Linked DNA regions of Homo sapiens: region 2 is linked to region 1. A link is an interaction called in ENCODE POLR2A ChIA-PET data of the cell type or tissue named here. Cell type or tissue: HCT116. All regions are shown on one strand. Links, peaks and the distances in the headings refer to the core of each region. The heading gives the core; the rest is flanking DNA. Region 1 overlaps LOC112267992. Region 2 has its middle 7.3 kb from the start of DAGLB.

Region 1 (17,034 bases), core at 7,254-9,753:
AGTGTGACTGAGCCTCCCGAGGGCTGCACCAAGAGAGGGCGAGAGAGTCAGTCCAGCGATCAGAAGGCAAGTGGCTTAGAAGACAAGTAGCCATCCACCACATGGCTGAATAAACCATGACAGGACCAATCGCCACTCAGCAATGAGAAGCAACTAACTGTTGACATGCCAACAGCTTGCACGGGCCTCAAGGGTGTCATGTGGCATGAAAGACACTCATCTCAGGCCACACAGGATTCCATTCATTGAACATTCCTGAGACAACGGAATTCTGGTGATAGAGCACAGGTCAGTGGTGGCCAGGGGCCGGGTGTGGCTATGAAGGGGTGGCTGCCTTGTGATGATTCAATATGCTATGTTTTTCCTTTGTGGTTTTCTGTATCTATGTTTTATCTTATTTTTTTTGAGCTCTGTTCCCCAGGCTGGAGTCAGTGGCACAATCTTGGCTCACTGCAACCTCTGCCTCCTGGGTTCAAGCAATTCTCCTGCCTCAGCCGCCCAAGTAGGTGCAACTACAGGCATGTGCCACCATGTCTGGCTCATTTTTCTACTTTTTTTTGAGACAGAGTTTCACTCTCGTTGCCCAGGCAGGAGTGCAATGGCGTGATCTTGGCTCACTACAACCTCCTCCTCCTGGGTTCAAGAGATTCTCCTGCCTCAGCCTCCCGAATAGCTGGGATTAGAGGCACCCACTACCACACCCGCTAATTTTTGTATTTTTAGTAAAGAGAGTTTCACCATGTTGGCCAGGCTGGTCTCAAACTCCTGACCTCAGGTGATCCACCTGCCTCAGCCTCCCAAAGTGCTGGGATTACAGGCATGAGCCACCACGCCCGGCCTAATTTTTGTATTTTTAGTAGAGACAGGGTTTCACCATATTGGCCAGGCTGGTCTTGAACTCCTGACCTCGGATCCACCCGCCTCAGCCTCCCAAAGTGCTGGGATTACAGGTGTGAGCCACCACACCCGGACCTGTCAAGTATTCTTTGAGGAATGGACACCAGGTCCTTGTGAAGGAGGTAGAGTGTGTCACCTATTGGACAAATGCCCAACAACCCCATGAGACATGCTGTTGTTGTTGAAGTGCTTGATTTACAGACAGGGAAACTGAGGCTAAAGAAGGTTGACGGACCTCATGTCTAAGACTGCAGAATGGGTGAGTCAGGATTTGAACCCACACCCACGTTTTCACTTTGTCTGTGCAGGAAGGGTATCTGGGCTGTGAGGGGGAGGAGGGTGCCCTTCTTATACCAGCAAATAGCTCCGGTGGCCCTGGGTGGACTCCTTGGCCATCAGGGTCTCCGCCAGCGCCTCGTACAGCTCGTCCAAAGGCTCCGTGTGGACAGCCTCCTGCTGGGGGCAGGCAGAGTGAGAGCTTGTTTGCTTTCGTTCTAATCTGTAAAAATGGTCAGATGATTTCACCAAGTTTGGAGGGGAGATTTGGGATGGAATGGTGTAATACTGGCCAGCTGGCATATAAAATATTCACTTCATTGGGCTTGGTGGTGTGTGCCGAATAGTCCCAGCTACTCTAGAGGCTGACATGGGAGGACTGCTTGAGCCCAGGAGTTCGAGGACAGCCTGGGCAAGAGACCTTGTCTCTAAAAAAAAAATTCACTTGGTAGGGAAACCTGGATGGGAGGGCCTTCAACGAGAGGTGTTGAGAGGGTAGTGTTAGGTGTAGTCTAGGGCAGGAGACAAGGATCCGTGAGAGCTGCCACATGACCATGACAGAGAGGAGGAAAACAAAAGGTGCTTTTAAGTGAGCCCAGGCAGAACTGTGAGGGCGGCCCATGCTGTAGGCTGTGGCTGTCAGCAGGCTGCTTCTCCACGGCTGGCCCCATCCTAAGATTCACAGGGCAGCAGCAAGATACACTGGGTGACTGCTGCCCTCTCCTGGTGGCACAGGGCAGACCTGCTGGTGACTACAGATGCACCCTTTTGGGGAGGATTAGGGAGAAAGCAGGTATTGGAGAAGCAGGGGATTGTTTACTTGCTAAAAGTGTGGCCCTTTCACTCAGCAGGTCTGCTACTGCCTACTGAGGAATGGCCTCTCGACATCCTTATGTCAAACGCTGCATGTTCGGGCCCATCTTTAAAATCCATCCTAGGCCAGGTGCGGTGGCTCATGCCTGTAATCCCAGCACATTGGGAGGCCGAGGCAGGTGGATCACCTGAGGTCAGGAGTTCGAGACCAGCCTGGCCAACATGGTGAAACTCTGTCTCTACTAAAAATACAAAAATTATCCAGGCATGGTGGCATGTGCCTGTAGTCCCAGCTTCTTAGGAGGCTAGGTACGAGAGTTGCTTGAACCCAGGAGGCAGAGGTTTCAGGGAGCCGAGACTGTGCCACAGTAATCCAGCCTGGGCAACACAGTGAGACTCTGTCTCAAAAAAATAAATAAGTAAAAAATAAAATCCATCCTGTATCAGTCAGGAAAGAGCACATTCCAGCAGGATCAATGCGGAGAATTCACCAGAGGAACTAGTTCCAAAGTTATGGCAAGAGCTAAACCTTCCAACAGGGGCCCGTGGGGCAACCCAGAGACAGACAAGAGTAGGAAACTCCAAACCCTTCGGCGGGTAGGACAGAGGGTGTGGGTGAGGGTTCCAGTGCTGTGGGCTGGGCCAGCCTGGTAGGAATGAGAATCCATATGCTAGGAGCTGGGGCCCCAGAGCAGCAGCTGCGGCAGAAACCCCAGGAGGCAGAGTGAGGGAGAGACGCTGGCCTCCCCTTCTTCCCATCCTGCATTGTCTCCCATGGGTCACACGCGGCTGCAGCCAGTTGCCTGGTTAGGCCCCTGCCACGCTGGGGTTTGCAAAGCAGGCCCAGGGCCTGGGAAGGACGGGGGCTCCAGCACGCAGGTGGCTATGCTGTCTGGCTACTGGGCGGACACTCCCCATAACTGACCTTTTTGATGAGTTCTGAGAGAAAGCACCGGGCATACTTGACTGACGGCCGGTGCTTCACACACACAGGATGCTTCACAGTCTACCGCAAAGGACAGAACGTTGGTTGCTCGAGAGCCCGTCTTAAGCCTCCTATGAGCTTCAAGCCAACACAGCAGAGGGCAAACTCCAGGCTACCCGATCCCCCAGCAAAGATGTAGATGGACACAGCGTTCTGGCCCCATGCATCTGAAGTTTGTCTTATGATATAAGCCGTTTCCTAAAAATGCTTCCACTGCAGTGGCACAGGCTATGGCAGCATTTCTAACGCCCATTCTGAGCAAGAACGCAGGGCACGTGGGCCCAAACCACCTCCCTCCCAGGGGAGCCAGTGTGAACCAGGGTTTACAGTGAGGACAGTCGCCAACTGTCTGGCTCTATGGAAGAGGCGGGAAGGCCCACTCGGCAACTGCTCTCTTGGAGCGTGTGTCCCTGGGGACAGGATGGAGGGGAGGGGACGCTCAGGGTGACACCCCAGCTAAAGCCGAGAGAAGCCGAGTGCAGGACGAGCAAGTTCCAGGCAGTGGCAACAGCTGGTGCAAGCTCTGAGGTGGCCGCGGCCTGGCACTTGGAACGGAGGGCAGAGGGACTGCTGCAGCAGGAGCGGGGACAGCGGGAAAACAGGAGCCTGGAGGGAGAGGGAGGAGACGGTCCGCAGCGCCTGCTGGCTGGGAGGGATGCAGATTCTGCCCAAGGGCAGCAAAGTACCCCACGCAATACACAGGCTCTTCAGGCTGCTGCTGGTTTTTCATTTTTTCTGACACAGTCTCGCTCTGTTGCCCAGGGTGGATGGCAGTGGCCCGATCTTGGCTCACTGCAGCCTCCGCCTCCTGGGTTCAAGCGATTCTCCTGCCTCAGCCTCCCGAGTAGCTGGGACTATAGGCGTGCACCACCACGCACAGCTAATTTTTGTATTTTTAGTAGAGATGGGTTTTTGCCATGTTGGCTAGGCCGGTCTTGAACTCCTGACCTTAGGTGATCTGTCCACCTCGGCTTCCCAAAGTTCTGGAATTACAGGTGTGAGCCAGTGCGCCCAGCCTTGTGCTGGGTTTTAAAGCAGCTATCCCTGCATTTCATGCTTCACCACCTACGAGAGTGAGGCTCAGGGTGAAACTCAGAGCAGGGTGCAAGATAACTGCAGGTATCTCCATGTTCGAAGCCCTGACCTACTGCATTGACCTGAAAGTTGCTTGAGCCCAGGAGTTGGAGGCTGTAGTGAGCTATGATTGTGCCACTGCACTCCAGCCTGGGTAAGAGAGTGAGGCTCTGTCTCAAAAACCGAAGAAAACAAAAAACAAAAAACAGATGCTATGTCCCATTCCAGAGGTTGAGGTTTAATTATTCTGGGGTGGGGTGTGACCTGGGTTTTGGAACACTGAAAAAATCCCAGGTGATCCTAAAGTGTAGATGAGTCTGGAAACCACACACCTAAGGCACACTTGAATGGGGGAGCAGTGAGGTGGTGTGGGCTAGCCGGCCAGAACCCAGGGGTGGGAACCAACATTGCAGATGCCATAAAGGCTGGGAAGCATAGTGTCTGGGGCCCATAACAATGCTTGGACATGAATGCTTTAGACCTAAGACAATTGGCTCCTAAATGTGAAAACTGCAAGGCTGAAATGAATGCATGTTTAATGCTTTGCAACATTGTCAAGTGGTCAGCTGCAACTCCGTTCTGAGGGCGTGATGCCTGAGATACGCCTGTCATGGCGGTTGATTTTAATGAATTTAATATGGTGTGGAGTGGGGCCTTCAAAAGTAAAAACGTCAGTTCTAAGTTGGTTGCGGGGGTCTGGGCAAAGGTCTTCAAACCCCGTGGTAAACACCCCGATTTTAAAACAGGGCCTTTTTTCCAAGAGACTTTTTGAAAATAGCTCCTATTTTGAGGGGAGGAACCCTGGCGGGAGAGAGCCAGAGTTAAGCCCAGCTGAGAGGGGGTTGGCAGGCACGGGCCTGCCTGGTCCTCACTGAAACTTGCTACTCAGGGTGAGCTTCCTAAACCAATGCAGACTTGCTGGCCCACTGAGCCTCCCAGCTGAGAACCTGCATTTCGACAAGGTCCTCAGTGCAGCAAAGTTTGAGATATACTGGGCTAGAGCACCCAGGGGACCTAAAGGTTCTTTGAATACTAAGGAAAATAGGCAGGGTGTGGTGGCTCATGCCTGTAATCCTTGTATTTTGGGAGGCCAAGGTGGGTGGATCACTTGAGGTCAGGAGTTCGAGACCAGCCTGGACCAATATGGTGAAACACCGTCTCTACAAAAGATACAAAAATTAGCCAGGTGCAGTGGCAGGTACCTGTAGTCCCAGCTACATGGGGAGCTGAGACAGGAGAATCGATTGAACCTGGGAGGCGGAAGTTGCAGTGGCCCGAGATCGCACCACTGCACTCCAGTCTGGTGACAGAGTGAGACTCCATCTAAAAAAATAAAAAATAAATAAAATAAATATAAATACTGGACTAGAAGACCCAGGAGACCCGAAGATTCTCTCAAAACTAAGGAAAATAATCTAGGTCACAAATATATTCTCTTTCTCCTTCTCCCCATTGCCCCCCCCTGCCAGTAATCTTTATAGACTCAAATAGAGTTGATGTTCTATAATCAATTCTAGTCACTTTTATTTATATTTATTTATTTTAGAGATGGGGGTCTCACTATGTTGATCAGGCTGGTCCCAAATTCCTGGGCTCGAGTGATCCATCCACCTCAGTCTCCCAAAGTTCTGGGATTACAGGCATCAGCCACTGCACTTGGCCATCACTTTTATTTTTGATGTTCAAATTATAAGCTAATATCTGTGAGACCATAGATTCTTTTTATGCACTCAATACATTTTTGTGTTTACCTTACATTTTTATTATGGAAAAGATTCTGTTTTTTCGACTTGTTTCTATTTGATAATGAAGCCCTCTGTGCCTATCACCAGCCTCAGCCGCCATCATCTCATTACCAAGCTGGGTTATTTGGAAGCAAATATCTTCAATATTTAGCCAGTGTTCAAATTTCCCCAACCATCCTAAATGAGTGTTTAGAATAGTTGTTTCATTGGAAACAAGGTCAAAACAAGTACATTTTACATTTTTAGGCCAGTCTTGAAAGTAAGTGTAAAACCATGTGTGGGGTAGGAGGTGGGACTAGCCTCTCAAGGTGGGGCCTGCATACCAGACCCAATTGAGGACTAGCTAAGACAGATTCCACAATGAATAACACCAGGAGGTGGGAATATTAAGGTCCATTGCAAAGGTTGGCTACCACAATTATTTGATCAACTAGTTATCAACCCTGACTGCAGCTGAGAGAGATTTCTTTTTGCTTTTTTTTTTTTTTTTCAGAGACAGGGTCTTGCTATGTTGCCCAGGCTGGACTCAAACTCCTGGGCTCAAGTGATTCTTCTGCCTCAGTCTCCCGAGTAGCTGAGACTACAGGTGTGTGCCACTGTGCCCAGCAAGATATTAAAATATACGTATGCACGGACACCACTCTAAACCAACTAAATCAGAATCAGATACTGTGAAGTCATTAATCATTTTGCTCCTGGGTCTTTTTGACAGTTTTGCTCCTGGGAAACTCCTGGCAATGTGTTAGAGAGAAAGAGATGGGAAAATAAGATTTTAAGAAGTGTTGCTATGCATTTTGAAAATAATTTTTCTTTGGTGTTGGTCTTGAGGGACGGCGGTAAACATTTCAATTGCCTTTAAGTATGCTTGCATGCTGGAATGATGGTTCTCTGAATGCAGCAACGAACTGGCATTGGGCCACATGGCAGCCAGTGTGAGCCTTTATGCCACATTTATAAAACATGAATGTCATGAGCCCACTCTCAGGGACCTTACAATTTGGAGGGTTAGGTCAGATCCACAAATCTCCTCTATCTCATGGTAAAGGAAACCTGGCGTGTAGCAGGAGATGGTGTGATAACAATGTCATATTGCATGATCAATATTTGTATTCTTCTTGGCAATATTAAACTTTCGGACCCCCTCCATTGTGTCATCAATTTGCTTAATACAGTTTCTGCTTCAGCGTCGGTTTTTAGGCCTGGCATAAGCTGTTTGAAACCCAAGCACGTACCCCGCCCATCATCTTTGGCCTAGTTAACACCTCCCCTCCCTGTGTGGTGGTTTGGAGAACCTGCTTGTTCCTCATCCCACTGATCCCAAACCCAGGACACCCCACAGCTGCTGACCAGGATTAAACCTAACAGAGATTTAATGCCTTTCTTCTGATTCTCAGGGACTGACATTCATTCACTTAAATACTTGCAGAGTCAGCCAGGCGTGGTGGCTCACACCTGTAATCCCAGCACTTTGGGAGGCCGATGTGGGTGGATCACGAGGTCAAGAGTTCGAGACCAGCCTGGCCAACATGGTGAAACCCCATCTCTACTAAAAATACAAAAATTAACTGGTGTAGCAGTGCGTGCCTGTAATCCCAGCTACTCAGGAGGCTGAGGCAGGGGATTTGCTTGAACCTGGGAGGTGGAGGTTGCAGTGAGCCAAGATTATGCCATTGCACTCCAGCCTGGGCAGCAGAGCGAGACTCTGTCTCAAAAAACAAAAAACCCAAAAACTTGCAGAGTGAATTTAGGAAACCATGAAGTCCAGAGTTTGATCCAATCCCTTCCTTTTTCTCTTTCTCAAATATTTTGAGCCAGGTACTATTCTAGATTGTCTTGTGATATTTACAATCTAGGAGAAGGCAGGAGAGAGAACTAAGAACAGAGAGCATGTTCTGAGATGTCTGCTGTGCTTGCAGGTACCTTCCCTCAATTTCCCTGCTCATTGGCCATGCTAGAAAGCAGGTCTTGGCGCCATATTTGTACCATGGTACTTCCCCTCCCTATACTCAATTGGTTGGCCAGAAGCCCAATTGTCGTTCTCTCTCTCTCTCTCTCTCTCTCTCTCTCTCTCTCTCTCTCTCTCTCTCTCCCTCTCCCTCTCTCCTCCCTCCCTCCCTCCCACTCCAAGATATCCAGTAACTGACTGATCAGCTGGTGGTGGGCTCTGCTGGCTGCCATGATGGGCCACCAGCAAGAAGGGAAAATTGGTTGTGAGTGAGAGAAGCAGAGATAAGGAAGTCCACAGGGCTGATAGGAAAGACCATGGGCTGCCGGGCACGGTGGCTCACGCCTATAATCCCAGCACTTTGGGAGGCCAAGACGGGCGGATCACGAGGTCAGGAGATCGAGACCATCCTGGCTCGCATGGTGAAACCCCGTCTCTACTAAAAATATAAAAAATTAGCCAGGTGTGGTGGCGAGTGCCTGTAGTCCCAGCTAATTGGGAGGCTGAGGTGGGAGAATGGCATGAACCCCGGGAGGTGGAGCTTGCAGTGAGCTGAGATCGCACGACTGCACTCCAGCCTGGGCGACAGAGCAAGACTGTGTCTCAAAAAAAATGGGCTTCTGAGAGCCAGAAAGAGGCATTTTGGTTTCTGTAACTGCAGTTTCCATTCTCTCATGGCCTCTCATTTATTTCTCGTGCCCATGAGTTTGCCTATTAGAGATAAGGTGTGCTCCTTTCCCTCCAGCTCATGCAAATGGATTTCTGTTTCTTACAATCATTGTTCCCAGATATGGATGGTGACTGATGCTCTACTAAATGCTGAAAAAAAGCAGAGTGGAAGCACAGAAAAGAGGGCTTCTCTGAGGAGGTGACGTTAGAGCCCAGTTGGAAGGCAGGAGTAAATGTGCACCATGATTTTTTAGGATTAAAACCAAGTATCTCACTGCTTGGGCACATGTAGATAGAGGTGATTTAAGAGTAAACTGTCCCAGTGGTACCCATTGTCAGTTACCTCACCACAGGGATTATGTAGCCCTGAGTTTGCTTAGTGCTTATTTATTTTAGGTTGTTGTTTATCCAAACCTCTTAAATGGTAAGCGTTTCAAACAAGTGACAGCATCGTTCATTGATGTTGTGGACAAACCACTATTTTATTACTCAAGACTGGGTAATTTATAAAGAAAAAGAGGTTTAATGGGCTCACAGTTCCATGTGGCTGAAGAAGCCTCAAAATCATGGTGGAAGGCAAAAGGCACATCTTACATGGTGGCAGACAACAGTGATGAGAGCTATTTTAGTCATTGTTCACTGGCCATAGAATTTACTTCTATATTTTGAACTAAGACAAGAGCCAGGCACACAAGACCGTTACAGGTCTGTCTTTTGTTTTTGATGATGATGATGATGATGATGATGAAATGGCTGACATGGTTCATGACTTGCTTTTTCTCATCATCTCAGACCTAGATTTTTGGCTGGACTATTGTCTTGAGATAGATGAAAATCATTCCTTGTATCCCCTGATCTTAAAGTCAAGACTGAACCAGCCTCCAGACGCAAGCCTTCATGGGGCTTCAGATACCATGAGGAATGGGCGTCCCTGCAATATTGTCATGGCTGTCAAAAGTGTTATTGGAGCTGGGCAAGTGGGCGCTCTCCTGCCACTGCATCCTGCTTAGATTTTCCATTCAACATCAATCTTATTTCCTTTTTTTTTTTTTTTTTGACAGTCTCACTCTGTCTCCTAGGCTGGAGTGCAGTGGTGGGATCTCGGCTCACTACAGTCTCCACCTCCCAGGTTTAAGTGATTCTTGTGCCTCAGCCTCCCAAGTAGCTGAGATTGTGGGTGCACACCATCAAGCGTGGCTCGTTTTTTTTTTTGTATTTTTAGTAGAGACAGGGTTTCGCCATGTTGGCCAGGCTGGTCTTGAACTCCTGACCTCAAGCGATCCACCTACCTTGGCCTCTCAAAGTGCTGGGATTACAGGTGTGAGTCACCGTACCTGGCCCCATTTCCTCTTATACCATAAGTCATTGCCCGCAGATGTGTTTTCTCCATTAGTTTGCAAAAGCTTCCGGAGAGTAGGTCTGTGCCTCATTTATTCTGGAATCTTCCTGGCACAAAGCACAGGGCTTTATCCTCAGTAGGCATCCAACAAATGTTTAATTTCATTCAACAGCTCCTCTTACCACTGCCCCCACCTTATTTGCAGGTGGCTAAGTACAATCAGAACAAGTAGGTATCATAAGATTTAGTCCAGAGTCAATCCGGGAAGAAATTACCTTAGTGATGTGAAAAGAAACCAAGCTCTTTAGTCAGAATGTTTCTGAGAGTATCCCCTGTCCAAGCATTTGCGGAATTTCGATCTACTAATTTTCAGGTGGAACAGTATGGTTGCAGAGTCCATTTGGACATAGATACACTTTCATGCATTCATGTCTTTAACAATAATTTGTGGCCCTACTGTGTTTGTTCACTAACTCCTTTGAACCTACCATATAAGCTATATATTTCCCTTGTAATTTGGGAGGTCCAATGCTTCATTAAGCTCACATGCCTGAAACTAATGAAGAAAATAGCTCGTTAACCAGCTAGTATAAAAATAGCCACCAAAACAAGTCAATCACCCGCCTTAAATCAGCTCATTACTCCCATCTTGAGTGGAGAAGCCCTTTCTGAATCACATTCAAGACACTGATGGAAGAACAGCTCTGTCTGGGTATCAAAACCACGCTCACCCCACATCCTCTTCCCCAGAGTTCTACTCATTTCTCACCCACTGAACCCAGAACAAACCAGAAGTGCTTGAAATGAGGACGGGTAGCTCCGTGTACCAATTGGAATTTAAAACTATATCAATTCCTGCTATAGAAATGAGGCTTCTCCCCAGGACCAGCATTCCATGAAGGCAGCCCTTCTCTAGATGGAGAAATAGAACCTGAAGGCACCCGTTTCCCTAAACTGCTCTTGCTCATGTGTAAGTACAAATGAAAAATGCTGAGGCTGCTTCTGTTGGCATTGCTTTATAATTACGGCCATCAATAAATCATTTTATCCTTGAACAAGACTTGAGAATGGCCCGAAGGCAGAGGCATGATTCCTTAGGAATTAGGCCAACAGAGAATGGGCTATCTCTCTTCCCACCTCTTCTCTTACTCTGCTGTCAGAAACAGAAAAGTTCTCTGTGAGTAGCTGGGAGCAGACGGCGGCACTCGAGTTCCATCTGGGGGTTCTGTTGACACAGTTTTACCCCAGCCTGCCTTGATGGCCACTGCCACACAAGCTGCATCTGTTCTTTCTTCTGCGCCTTTTGTTACTTCGTTATTTTTCCTCTTTCTAGTGTAGTGAGCTGAATGGTGGATTTGCACAAGATATATCCAGATCCTTGTGCCTAGAATCTGTTGAGGTGGCATTATTTGGAAAAAGGGTCTTTGCAGATGTAATTAAGTTAAGGATCTTGAGATGAGATTCTCCTGGGGTATTTTAGGTAGGCTGTACATCTAAAGACAAGTGTCCTTATAAGAGGACACTACTGTCCGGGCGCAGTGGCTCACACCTGTAATCCCAGCACTTTGGGAGGCCGAGGCGGGTGGATCACCTCAGGCCAGGAGTTTGAGACCAGCCTGACCAACATGGAGAAACCCCATCTCTACTAAAAATACAAAATTAGCCGGGCATGGTGGCGCATGCCTGCAATCCCAGCTACTGGGGAGGCTGAGGCAAGAGAGTTGCTTGAATCCAGGAGGAGGAGGTGGCAGTGAGCTGAGGTCATGCCATTGCACTCCAGCCTGGGCAACAAGAGTGAAACTCCTTCTCAAAAAAAAAAAAAAAAAAAAAAATAGGACACTCTTTTTCATGCACGTCCGTGTGAAGAGACCACAAAACAGGCTTTTTGTGAGCAATAAAGCTGTTTATTTCACCTGGGTGCATGTGGGCTGAGTCCAAAAAGAGAGTCAGCGAAGGGAGATAGGGGTGGGGCCATTTTATAGGATTTGGGTAGGTAAAGGAAAAAGGGGTGCTCTCTGGCAGGCAGGAGTGGGGGTCACAAGGTGCTCAGTAGGGGAGCTTTTGAGCCAGGATGAGCAAGGAGAAGGAATTTCACAAGATAATGTCATCAGTTAAGGCAGGAACAGGCCATTTTCATTTATTTTATAGTGGAATGTCATCAGTTAAGGCAGGAACCGGCCATCTGGATGTGTACATGCAGGTCACAGGGGATATGATGGCTTAGCTTGGGCTCAGAGGTCTGACGTTCCTGTCTTCTTATATTAATACGAAAAATAAAATGAAATAGTGGTAAAGTATTAGGATGGTGAAAATTTTTTGGGGGTGGTATGGAGAGATAATGGGCGATGTTTCTAAGGGCTGCTTCAAGGGGGATTAGGGGTGGCATGGGAACCTTGAGTCGAGAGATTAAGCTGAAGGAAGATTTTGTGGTAAGGGGTGATATTGTAGGGTTGTTAGAAGAAACATTTGTCATTTAGAATTATTGGTGATGGCCTGTATACAGTTTTGTATGAATTGAAAAACTAAACGGAATAAGAGAAGGAGAAAAACAGGCATTAAAGGACGAAGAATTGGGAGGACCTAGGACATCTAATTAGAGAGTGCCTAAGGAGGTTCAGCATAGCCTTGCCAGCAAAGATTATTTATTTAAGAGTTAAGAGTGGTGGTTTGGGGATAGCACCAGGAGATATCACCTGTGATGGCTTGGAGAAACAGTGTAAACCACCAGTGTAAACAAGAGCAGGGCATATATGAGTAGTTGAGAACGGTGAATAGAAGTATGACTAGACAGAAGACAGTAGGGATGACAAGTTTTTTGGGGCACAGTCCAAGTTGGTCTTGTGTCTGGAATGAGACTGGGGCCTAATAAAAAGGAGCGTCTATACAGGAGCTCAAGTGGGCTGTACCTTATAGCATTCCAAGGACAGGCCTGACTTCTGAGAAGGGAAAGTGGTAAAAGTATTGTCCAGTCCTTTTTACGTTGGTGGCTGAGCTTGGTAAGATGTGTTTTTAAAAGACCATTAGTCTGTTCTACCTTTCCTGAGGACTGAGGACTGTAAGGGATATAAAGGTTTCACTGAATACCAGGAGCCTGAAAAAATGCTTGGCTGACTTGATTACTAAAGGCCGGTCTGCTATCAGACTGTATAGAGGTGGGAAGGCTAAACTGAGGAATTATGTCTGACAGAAGGGAAGAAATGACCTTGGTGGTCTTCTTACACCCTGTGGGAAAGGCCCCTACCTATCCAGTGAAAGTGTCTACCTAGACCAAGAGGTATTTTAGTTTCCTGACTCGGGGCACGTTGAGTAAAGCTAATTTGCCAGTCCTGGGTGGGGGCAAATCCCTGAGCTTGATGTGTAGGGAAGGGAGGGGGCCTGAAGAATCCCTGAGGAGTAGTAGAATAGCTGATGGAACACTGAGAAGTTATTTCCTTGAGGATAGATTTCCACGATGGAAAGGAAATGAGAGGTTCTAAGAGGCGGGCTAGTGGCTTGTACTATAGCATAGCCTGCCTTTGCTGGTGTGTGGCGATTAGGCCTGGTGGAACTGCCATCAATAAACTAAGTGTGATCAGGGTGAGAAACAGAGAAGAAGGAAATGTGGGGAAATGGGGTGAATGTCAGATGGATCAGAGAGATGAAGTCATGAGGGTCAGGTGTGGTATCAGGAATAATGTGGGAGGCCGGATTGAAGTCCGGGCCAGGAACAATGGTAATTGTGGGAGACTCAACAAAGCGTGAGTACAGCTGAAGGAGCCAGGGAGCAGAAAGTATATGTGGCAGGTGTGAGGAAGAAAATAGATTTTGGAAGTTATGAGAGCTGTAGAGAGTGAGTTGAGCATAGCTTGTGATTTTAAGGGCCTTTAAAACTATTAGGGTGGCAGCAGCTGCTTCACGGAGACATAATGGCCAACCTAAAACGGTAAGGTCAAGTTGTTTGGACAAAAAGGCTACAGGACGCGATCCTGGTCCTTGTGTAAGAATTTCAACTGCACAGCGCTGCACTTCGGCTGTGTGTAATGAAAAGGGTTGGGATGAGTCACGGAGAGCTAGAGTAGCAGGACGAGTTGCAGACAAAACTCCTCAGACACCGGATTAAAGAAGGAAGAGGTTTTTTTATTCGGCCGGGAGAGTCAGCAGACTCGTGTCTTAAGAGCCGAGCTCCCTGAAAAAGAAATTCCTAGCCCTTTTAAGGGCTTACAACTCTAAGGGATCTACCCGAAAAAGTCATAATAGATCAAGTAAGCGTGAGAAATGTGACTGGGGGCTACAAACATCAGCTAACAGAACAAAAAGTTTTTACAGTGCTTTCTCATACAATGTCTGGGATTTACAGATAACACCAGTAGTTTTGGTCAGGGGTTAATATTATTGATATTTTAACCACCGGGGCCAGGTGGTGGCGCCGAGGGCGTCTAGCTATTTATTTTACTTCTGTTTTTTCCAGCTTTTTGCTTTCTCCCTTTTTTCCTGTCTTATAAACTAGGGAAAAAGGGAGGTTGGGGAGGAACTGGGAAGGACAGCAGGAGACGTGGTGGTCTCACACCATATTTCCCTCCTTTGAGAATTTTCACTTTTAGTGGGAGTTCTCGCTCTCATCTTTACTTTTTGAGTCTCTCTGTGAGATTGAACGATAGTGATTTATATAATACACCTGTGCTGAAGTTTTCTGATGAATCAAAGTAGCAACAAAACCTTTTGTCATTTGAAAAAGCGAGGGTAATACACGGGGGAGCAGCAAGCAAGCTCCTATCACTAGCAATACACCTACAATGAGGGGTTTAAATCCTCCTATAGCTGGAAACCATTTTCCAAATAAAGACTCAGGGTTAAACTCGTGCCAAATCTGTAAAGGCACATGTGCCACCTTTGTCATGTCCCTGACTATCCTTGATCATTTTAACCTCCTATCCTTGATCATTTATTTGTAGGCAGCAATTGGTTAAGTTAAATTTTCCACAAACTCCTCCTTCAGCTACTAACAAGTAGTCTAAGGCCAGTCTATTCTGATAGATAGCATTCCTCATTTGGGTTTCTTGCCAAGCTAAAACAGTCAAAGCTCTGCCAGTTTCATTAGTAATTATTTCTAAGACAGCCTGCAACCGTATGATCCAATTGAGCATGTAGATGGGGGTTCGGTATCCCCATGAGCCATCTTGTGCCCATGTGGCAGGCCCATAATACTGTATGATCCTTTCAGGGGGCCACTCATTATCTTTCCAGTTTCCTATAACTATGCCTTTCTTTTCTCGGGAAGTATAGACAGGGAAACCTAGCAGCTTACCTGTTTTTATGGGTAATAAGAAAAAGGACGGCTTAATAGTGCCAATAACACAACTGCCTGCCCATTTATTAGGTAACTGAAAGTAGGCTCTGTGCCTACATATCTAGTATAGTCCAGAGGGAACTGTCCAGTCCTGATGAGATTCTGGATGAGCCAAAGCAGTTTGTAATTTAGAAAATTTACTAAATGGATTCTTTTCAGTGTGGTTTAGGCCCTACTAAGTAATTGTCTTTGTTGTGCTGTTATACAACTTCTGTCCTATACAATTAAGCTTTCCTACAGGGATGATAAAGTCTTTCCCTTCTCTAGCTATACAGTATTGTCTAATAATTGAGGTTTTTGGACCTAGAAGTTGCTAGCTTGGGCCTTCTGAACTGGAATTATATCAGGAGCTGGATCAGTAGGCACCAACTCTCGGGCTTCCCAAGGCCATCTGTCTCCGACAGTGGTTCCTCCGCGTACATAACAAGAAGTAACATTAAGGGAATGAGCTACATTTTCTGCTAATTGGAGAAACAAATTTTTTGTCTTTTTCGGAAGTTCTGGTGCTGGCAGATTCAGCTCCTCATAAAAGGTTTGAAATACTGGTTTTGGGAGAGCACTTGTGGACCTCCCCTCTAATTAAAATGGCAACTTGAGGGTTTAACCCTGTCCTATTGATCCCCAGGGTTACACGTTCTCCCTTTTTCCAACGGGGATCTAGGGAATGGTAATTATTAGTTCTAGTGGGTTACAGTGACTGGCAGCACAGGAGGGGTTGGCTTCCCCCTTCTGAAGATAAACCGGGTCCTTTTTGTTCTTTTTTAAAGTAGCCTAAATAACACATGTCCAATAGCCACAATTTTCACAAACCCCTGACTCATGACAAACATATTTATTTTCTACTCTTTAGCTCCTTTCTTAATTAAGAGAACCACATCCTATTTCTAGCTGTTTACTATTAATGGCTGCACAAGCATCAAATCTTAAAGTTATTTGCTTGGGGATTTCTTTTTCTTCTGTTCTAGTTATTATTTTACTTGTATCACCTAGGAAAAGGCCAGTTCTTATTCTTTTTTCAAAAACGGCGGTTGCAGGGGGCTCAGATGGGTTATAACACACATCAGGTCGGTCATTTCTTCGGCTACATACCTTGTACTGAGTGGCATTATACAAACAAGTTTCTTTTAATGTTCCCATACATTCATAACTATAGAACAGAAAGATTGTTTTAATTTGCTGTCCTACTTCGGTGACCTGATGAATACACTGGGAACAGTCCCCAGTTTGAGTAAGGTCAGTTGAAGCCCTTACTGTATAAGTCCAAAATTTAAGAAAAATGAATCTCATGATGAGCTTCCTCAGGCTTCGGCCGTGCGTGGACCAGTCAGCTTCTGGGTGTGACTGGAGCAGGGCTTGTCGTCTTCTTCAGGGTCACTCTGCAAGGGTTGTCTGGGCTTGGTCTTGCCTCCCAGGTTTCAGGCCCTGCAGGTTTTATATGGCTGTGTTGGATCCAGGCTGGGATTCCTTCTACCTTCACAGCGGTGGGAGTGCTCAGGACGATAGTCTGGGGTCCTTTCCACCGTGGGCACAAAGAGGCTACTTTCCAGTCCTTGATCCACACTCGATCATCTGGGGAGAAAGGGTGAACTGGGGAGAATAAGCTAACAGGGCATCTCTCATTTACCCAGGCTGAGATTGTTTGTGTAATTTTTCATAAGGCCTGTAGCTGTCGCTGTAACTCAATTTCACCTAACTCTCAGGGAGTGCCTGGAAGTCCCCGCAATATAGGAGGGGGCCTACGATATAATATTTCATAAGGGGAATATCCTGTTCTTTTAGAACGGGTACATCTAATTTTAAATAATACCATAGGGAGAGCCTGTAGCCATTTTAATCCTGTTTCCTGACATACTTTCCCTAAACTATTTTTGATAGTTTGATTCATTCGCTCCACCTTTCTGAAACTCTGAGGCCAGTAGGCAGCATGCACTTTCCATGTGATCCCTAACATCTTTGCCACCTTCT
Region 2 (5,430 bases), core at 71-2,570, 490 kb before region 1:
TTAAATTCTCAATGAATGAATAACTGATTATGTGTAGAGTAAGTGGGGCCAGGCACGGTGGCTGACGCCTGTAATTCCAGCACTTTTGGGAGGCCGAGGCAGGCGGATCACTTGAGGTCAGGAGTTCGAGAACAGCCTGGCCAACATGGTGAAACTCTATCTCTACTGAAAATACAAAAATTAGGTGGGCGTGGTGGCACGTGCCTGTAATCCCAGCTGCTCAGGAGGCTGGGGCAGGAGAATCACTTGAACCTGGGAGGCAGAGGTTGCAGTGAGCTGAGATCACGCCACTGCACTCCAGCCTGGGCGACAGAGTAAGACTTTGTCTCAAAAAAAAAAAAAAAAAAGAGTAAGTAGAAGGAATGAGAGGCAGGGGTGGGGCTGGAGCGGTATGGCAGGGCTTGGGAAGGAGAAGATGGAAGTCAGAGAACAGTACCAGGAAATTAATGTTAACATTGCAACATCAGCCAGGTGGCAAGCTGGCTTGAGGCTGAGACCAGCCTGGGCAACATAGCGAGACCCTGTCTCTTAAAAGAAAAAGTAAAAACATTGCAAGATCTGTACCAAAAGTTTCAGAATAAATGAAACTAATAATAATAAAATTAAAATACAAGCTTGCAAGGTCTGTGAACAAATACATTTTTAGACAAGGGTATTTCACTGGGCTGATGAAAATTCTGGGCATTGACCAGGTGCGGTGGCTCACACCTGTAATCCCAGCACTCTGGGAGGTGGACAGATCACTTGAGGTCAGGTGTTCGAAACCAGCCTAGCCAACATGGTGAAACCCTATCTCTACTAAAATACAAAAATTAGCCGGGCATGGTGGCACAGGCACCTGTAGTCCCAGCTACTCGGGGGGCTGAGGCAGGAGAATCACTTGAGCCTGGGAGTCAGAGGTTGCAGTGAGCTGAGATCGTGCCACTGCACTCCAGCCTGGGCGACAGTGCAAGACTGTCTCCAAAAAAAAAAAAAAAAAAAGCATCTGTGACAGGCTATCTGGAAATCTGGAATTATAGTAAAGAGTATTATATGTCATCATTATTATTTGTGTAATAAATTATCTGCTACACATCTATGCAGCACAGTGTTATCACAACAGGTCTGGGGTATGCACATTCTAAAGAAAGGATTGGCTCTTGACCAGCTCCTAAAACATAACTTCTGAGCCCTTGGAATATTCTACTTGATAGGAGTGTATTTGTATATCTCAGGCCTTGGGCAACATCTAGTAGTTTATGCTAACAGTGGGTTGGTGGTGGCAGCCTTGCGCCATGCTGTATTAGGTTAACCTCTGGGTGGGTGGCTGGAGACTGAGTAGGTAAGGTGAGTCACACGGATGCTCCATGCCTACATGACCGAGCCTAATAAAATCCCTTGGACACCCAGGCTCAGGGAAGCTTCCCTAGTTGGACATACTTTATGCATGTTGTCACACATTGTTGCTGGGCAAATTAAGGATATATATATGACTCCACTGTGAAAGGAAGCTTATGCCTGGCGTCTCCCAGACACTGCCCTATGCACCTTTTCCTTTGCTGATTTGAATCCATATCCATTCACTGTAATAAGCTACAACCATAAGTATGACAGCCTTTCTGAGCCTGAGTGCTTCTAGCAAATCATAGAACATGGCCGGGCTCAGTAGCTCACTTCTGTGATCCCAGCATTTTGGGAGGCCGAGGCAGGTAGATCACTTGAAGTCGGGAGTTTGAGACCAGCCTGAGCAACATGGTGATACTAAAAATATAAAAATTAGCCAGGCGTGCTGCCATGCACCTGTAATCCCAGGTACTTGGGAGGCTGAGGCAGGAAAATCCCTTGAACCCAGGAGGTAGAGGTTGCAGTGAGCCGAGATTGCAGTTGCACTCCAGCCTGGGTGACAGAGAGAGACTCTGTCTCAAAAAAAAAAAAAAAAAAAAAATCACTCAACTTGAAGGTGGTTTGGGGGATCTCCAACACAACATTCTTTGAATCAGTAAAATGTACAATAAATGTATGTGTATGGGCCGGGCACGGTGGCTCACGCCTGTAATCCCAGCAATTTGGGAGGCCGAGGCGGATAGGGCACAAGGTCAAAAGATCCAGACCATCCCGGCCAACATGGTGAAACCCCGTCTCTACTAAAAATACAAAAATTAGCTGGGCGTGGTGGTGCGCACCCGTAGTCCCAGCTACTCAGGAGGCTGAGGCAGGGAGGTCGCTGACCCTGGGAGGCAGAGGTTGCAGTGAGCCGAGATCGCGCCCTGCACTCCAGCCTGGCGACAGACTGAGACTCCAACTCAAAAAAAAAAAAAAAGTATGTATATATGTGCATATATTAGTTTTTTTGATGGGTTAGTTACTAAATACCACCACAGCACGCACTACTATATACTCTAAAAGCGTGGCTGTTGCTGGTGAGTTTTAAGCCTTTAGTTATAAAAGTGGGCCAGGCTGAGCATGGTGACTCACACCTGTAATCCCAGCATTTTGGGAGGCTGAGGCGGGAGGATCACTTGAGCCCGGGAGTTGGAGACCAGCCTGGGTAACATAGTGAGACCTCCGTCTCTACAAGAAATTTAAGAATTGGCCAGGTGTCTTGGCATGGGCCTGTAGTCCTAAGTACTCAGAAGGCTGTGGTGGGAGGATTGCTTGAGCCCAGGAGTTAAAGGAGTTAAAGACTGCAGTGAGCTATGATGGCACCACTGCCCCCTAGCCTGGGCAACAGAGAGAGACCCTCCCTCCAAAAAAAAAAAAAAAAAAAAAAAAGAAGGAAAGAAAGAAAAAAAGTGATAATCTGCTTCTGCTACGTGCAGGCTTTGGATGTGCTTCAAATTGACAAACCATAAAAAATATGTTTTTGGTTTTTTTTTTTTTTTTTTGCTGGACACCATTGATCAGAGATAAAAAGATGTTTTTGAGACAGGAAAATTTGAACATAGACTGTTAGATGATATTTAAGAATTACTAGCCAGGGACGGTGGCTCACGCCTGTAATCCCAGCACTTTGGGAGGCCGAGGCGGGCAGATCACGAGGTCAGGAGATCAAGACAACCCTGGCTAGCACGGTGAAACCCCATCTCTACTAAAAAAAATAGAAAAAATTAGCCGGGCTTGCTGGGGGGGCGCCTGTAGTCCCAGCTACTCGGGAGGCTGATGCAGAAGAATGGCGTGAACCCGGGAGGCGGAGCTTGCAGTGAGCCGAGATGTGCCACTGCACTCCAGCCTGGGCGACAGAGCGAGACTGCATCTCAAAAAAAAAGAAGTACTAACTTTGTTGGTGTGATAAAAAGTCTTTATCAACTAGGACTAGAATGTAGTATCTATGGATGAAATATGCCATCTAGGAGTTTCTTTAAAGTACCCAAGACTGGGCCAGGTGCAGTGGCTCACGCCTGTAATCACAGTACTTTGGGAGGCTGAGGCAGGCGGATCATTTGAGGTCAGGAGTTCGAGACCAGCCTGGCCAACATGAGGAAACCCCATCTCTACTAAAAATACAAAAAACTTAGCCAGGCATGGTTTTGGGCACCTGTAATCCCAGCTACTTGGAAGGCTGAGGCACGAGAATCACTTGAACCTGGGAGGCGGAGGTTGCAGTGAGCCGAGATCCCACCACTGCCCTTCAGCCTGGGCGACAGAGCAAGACTCCGTCTGAAAAAAATAAATAAAATAAATAAACTATTTAAAACTTAAGGGTGAGGTAAAACAAGTTCTCTAATTTTATGTATGCATGAAAACAAAGTTTATTTTCAAATGATGCTTGTTCAACTTTGCCTAATCTCTCCGTAATTACATACACACAAACATATCGTGATACGTATGTGTGGCATGCAAATATATAACCAAAACGCTGAGCCACCATTAATTCAGTAGTAGGTTGTGCCTATGATCGTGTGTATATATATATATATATATATATATATATATATATATATACACACACATATATTTATTTATATATTTACATTTATTTATTTATTTATTTTTGGGGGGGCGGGGAGGACGGAGTCTCGTTCTGTTGCCCAGGCTGGAATGCAGTGGTGGATCTCGGCTCACTGCAACCTCTGCCTCCTGGGTTCAAGTGATTCTCTTGCCTCAGCCTCCCGAGTAGGTGGGACTACAGGCGTGTGTCACCATACCCGGCTTATTTTTTGTATTTTTAGTAGAGACAGGTTTTCACTATGTTGGCCAGGCTGGTCTCGAACTCCAGACCTTGTAATCTGCCCGCCTTGGCCTCCCAAAGTGCTGGGATTACAGGCGTGAGCCATTGCTCCTGGCCTCGACTTTTTTTTTTCTTTTTCTTTTTTTAGACAGGGTCTTACTTTGTCATCCACACTGGAACACAGTGGCCCACTCTCAGCTCACTGTAGCCTCGACTTCCCAAGGTTCAAGTGATCCTCCTGCTTCAGTCTCCTAAGTAGCTGGGACTATAGGTGCACAGCACAACACCTGACTAATTTTTGTATTTTTTGTAGAGACGGGTTTTGCCACGTTGCCCAGGCTGGTCAAATTCCTGAGTTCAAGCGATCCACCCACCTCGTCCTCCCAAACCAAAGTGCTAGGATTACAGGCATGAGCTACCATGCCTGCCAAATCCTTTTTTTTTTTTTTTTTTTTTTGAGACAGAGTCTCACTCTGTCACCCAGGCTGGAGTGCAGTGGTGCGATCGCAGCTCACTGCAACTTCTGCCTTCCGGGTTCAAACGATTCTCCGACCTCAGCCTCCCGAGTAGCTGGGATTACAGGCACGCACCACCATACCCAGCTAATTTTTTTTTTTTTGTATTTTTAGTAGAGATGGGGTTTCACCATGTTGGACAGACTGGTCTCAAACTCCTGATCTCTGGTGATCCGTCCGCTTCGGCCTCGCAAAGTGCTGGGATTACAGGCATGAGCCACCATGCCCCACCTCATGCCTGCCAAATTCTTAAAAGTAATAGTTCTTTTAAAAACAGGATTTGTACTTAGCAATAAGATAATGTTTCTACATAAACTTTTGTTAGTATAAGTAAAGGTATTGTGAACTTAATGTTACAAACAATAACAAAACCCTACAAAACAATTTAATTTCAAAGAAATCTCTTTTGGGAAACTGGTAGTATACAAATTTTATTTTATTTTATTTTATTTTTGAGACAGTGTTTCATTCTGTTCTGCAGGCTGGAGTACAGTGGTGTGATCTTGGCTCGCTGCAACCTCCACCTCCCAGGCTCAAGCGATCCTCCCACCTCAGCCACCTGAGTAGCTCAGACTATAGGCACGTGCCACCACATCTGGCTAATTTTTTTGCATTTTTAGTAGAGACTGGGTTTTGCCATGTGGCCCAGGCTAGTCTTGAACTCCTGGCCTCAAGCCTCCCAACGTGCTAGGATTACAGGCATGAGCCACAATTTTTTGCTTCTTTTTCTTTTTCTTTTTTTTTTTCAGACAGAGTCTCCCTCTGTAG

The links. ChIA-PET counts read pairs that join two places held together with the same protein. Peaks named below come from ENCODE experiments on the same cell type or tissue, not always from the same donor. Only the 100,000 strongest peaks of a DNase experiment are listed, where the experiment ranks them.
Region 2: POLR2A ChIA-PET joins it to region 1 with 5 read pairs; 2 of 35 experiments call an interaction of 5 or more read pairs at or near these places.

Annotation. Positions count from the first base shown.
Region 1 is chr7:6,936,612-6,953,645 of GRCh38, forward strand. It overlaps LOC112267992, which reads right to left. Exons shown (of 2, transcript XR_002956537.2): 2 at 13,839-16,638. It also overlaps the pseudogene FAM86LP. Among named protein-coding and RNA genes, the nearest start is that of CCZ1B, 120 kb to the left of the region's middle. RefSeq lists a silencer at 1,722-1,781 and enhancers at 11,100-11,600, 11,601-12,101. In HCT116, for the core only: no CTCF peak of the experiment used is centred there; no DNase peak of the experiment used is centred there.
Region 2 is chr7:6,452,588-6,458,017 of GRCh38, forward strand. No RefSeq gene overlaps it. Among named protein-coding and RNA genes, the nearest start is that of DAGLB, 7.3 kb to the left of the region's middle. In HCT116, for the core only: no CTCF peak of the experiment used is centred there; a DNase peak (open chromatin) is centred at 1,374.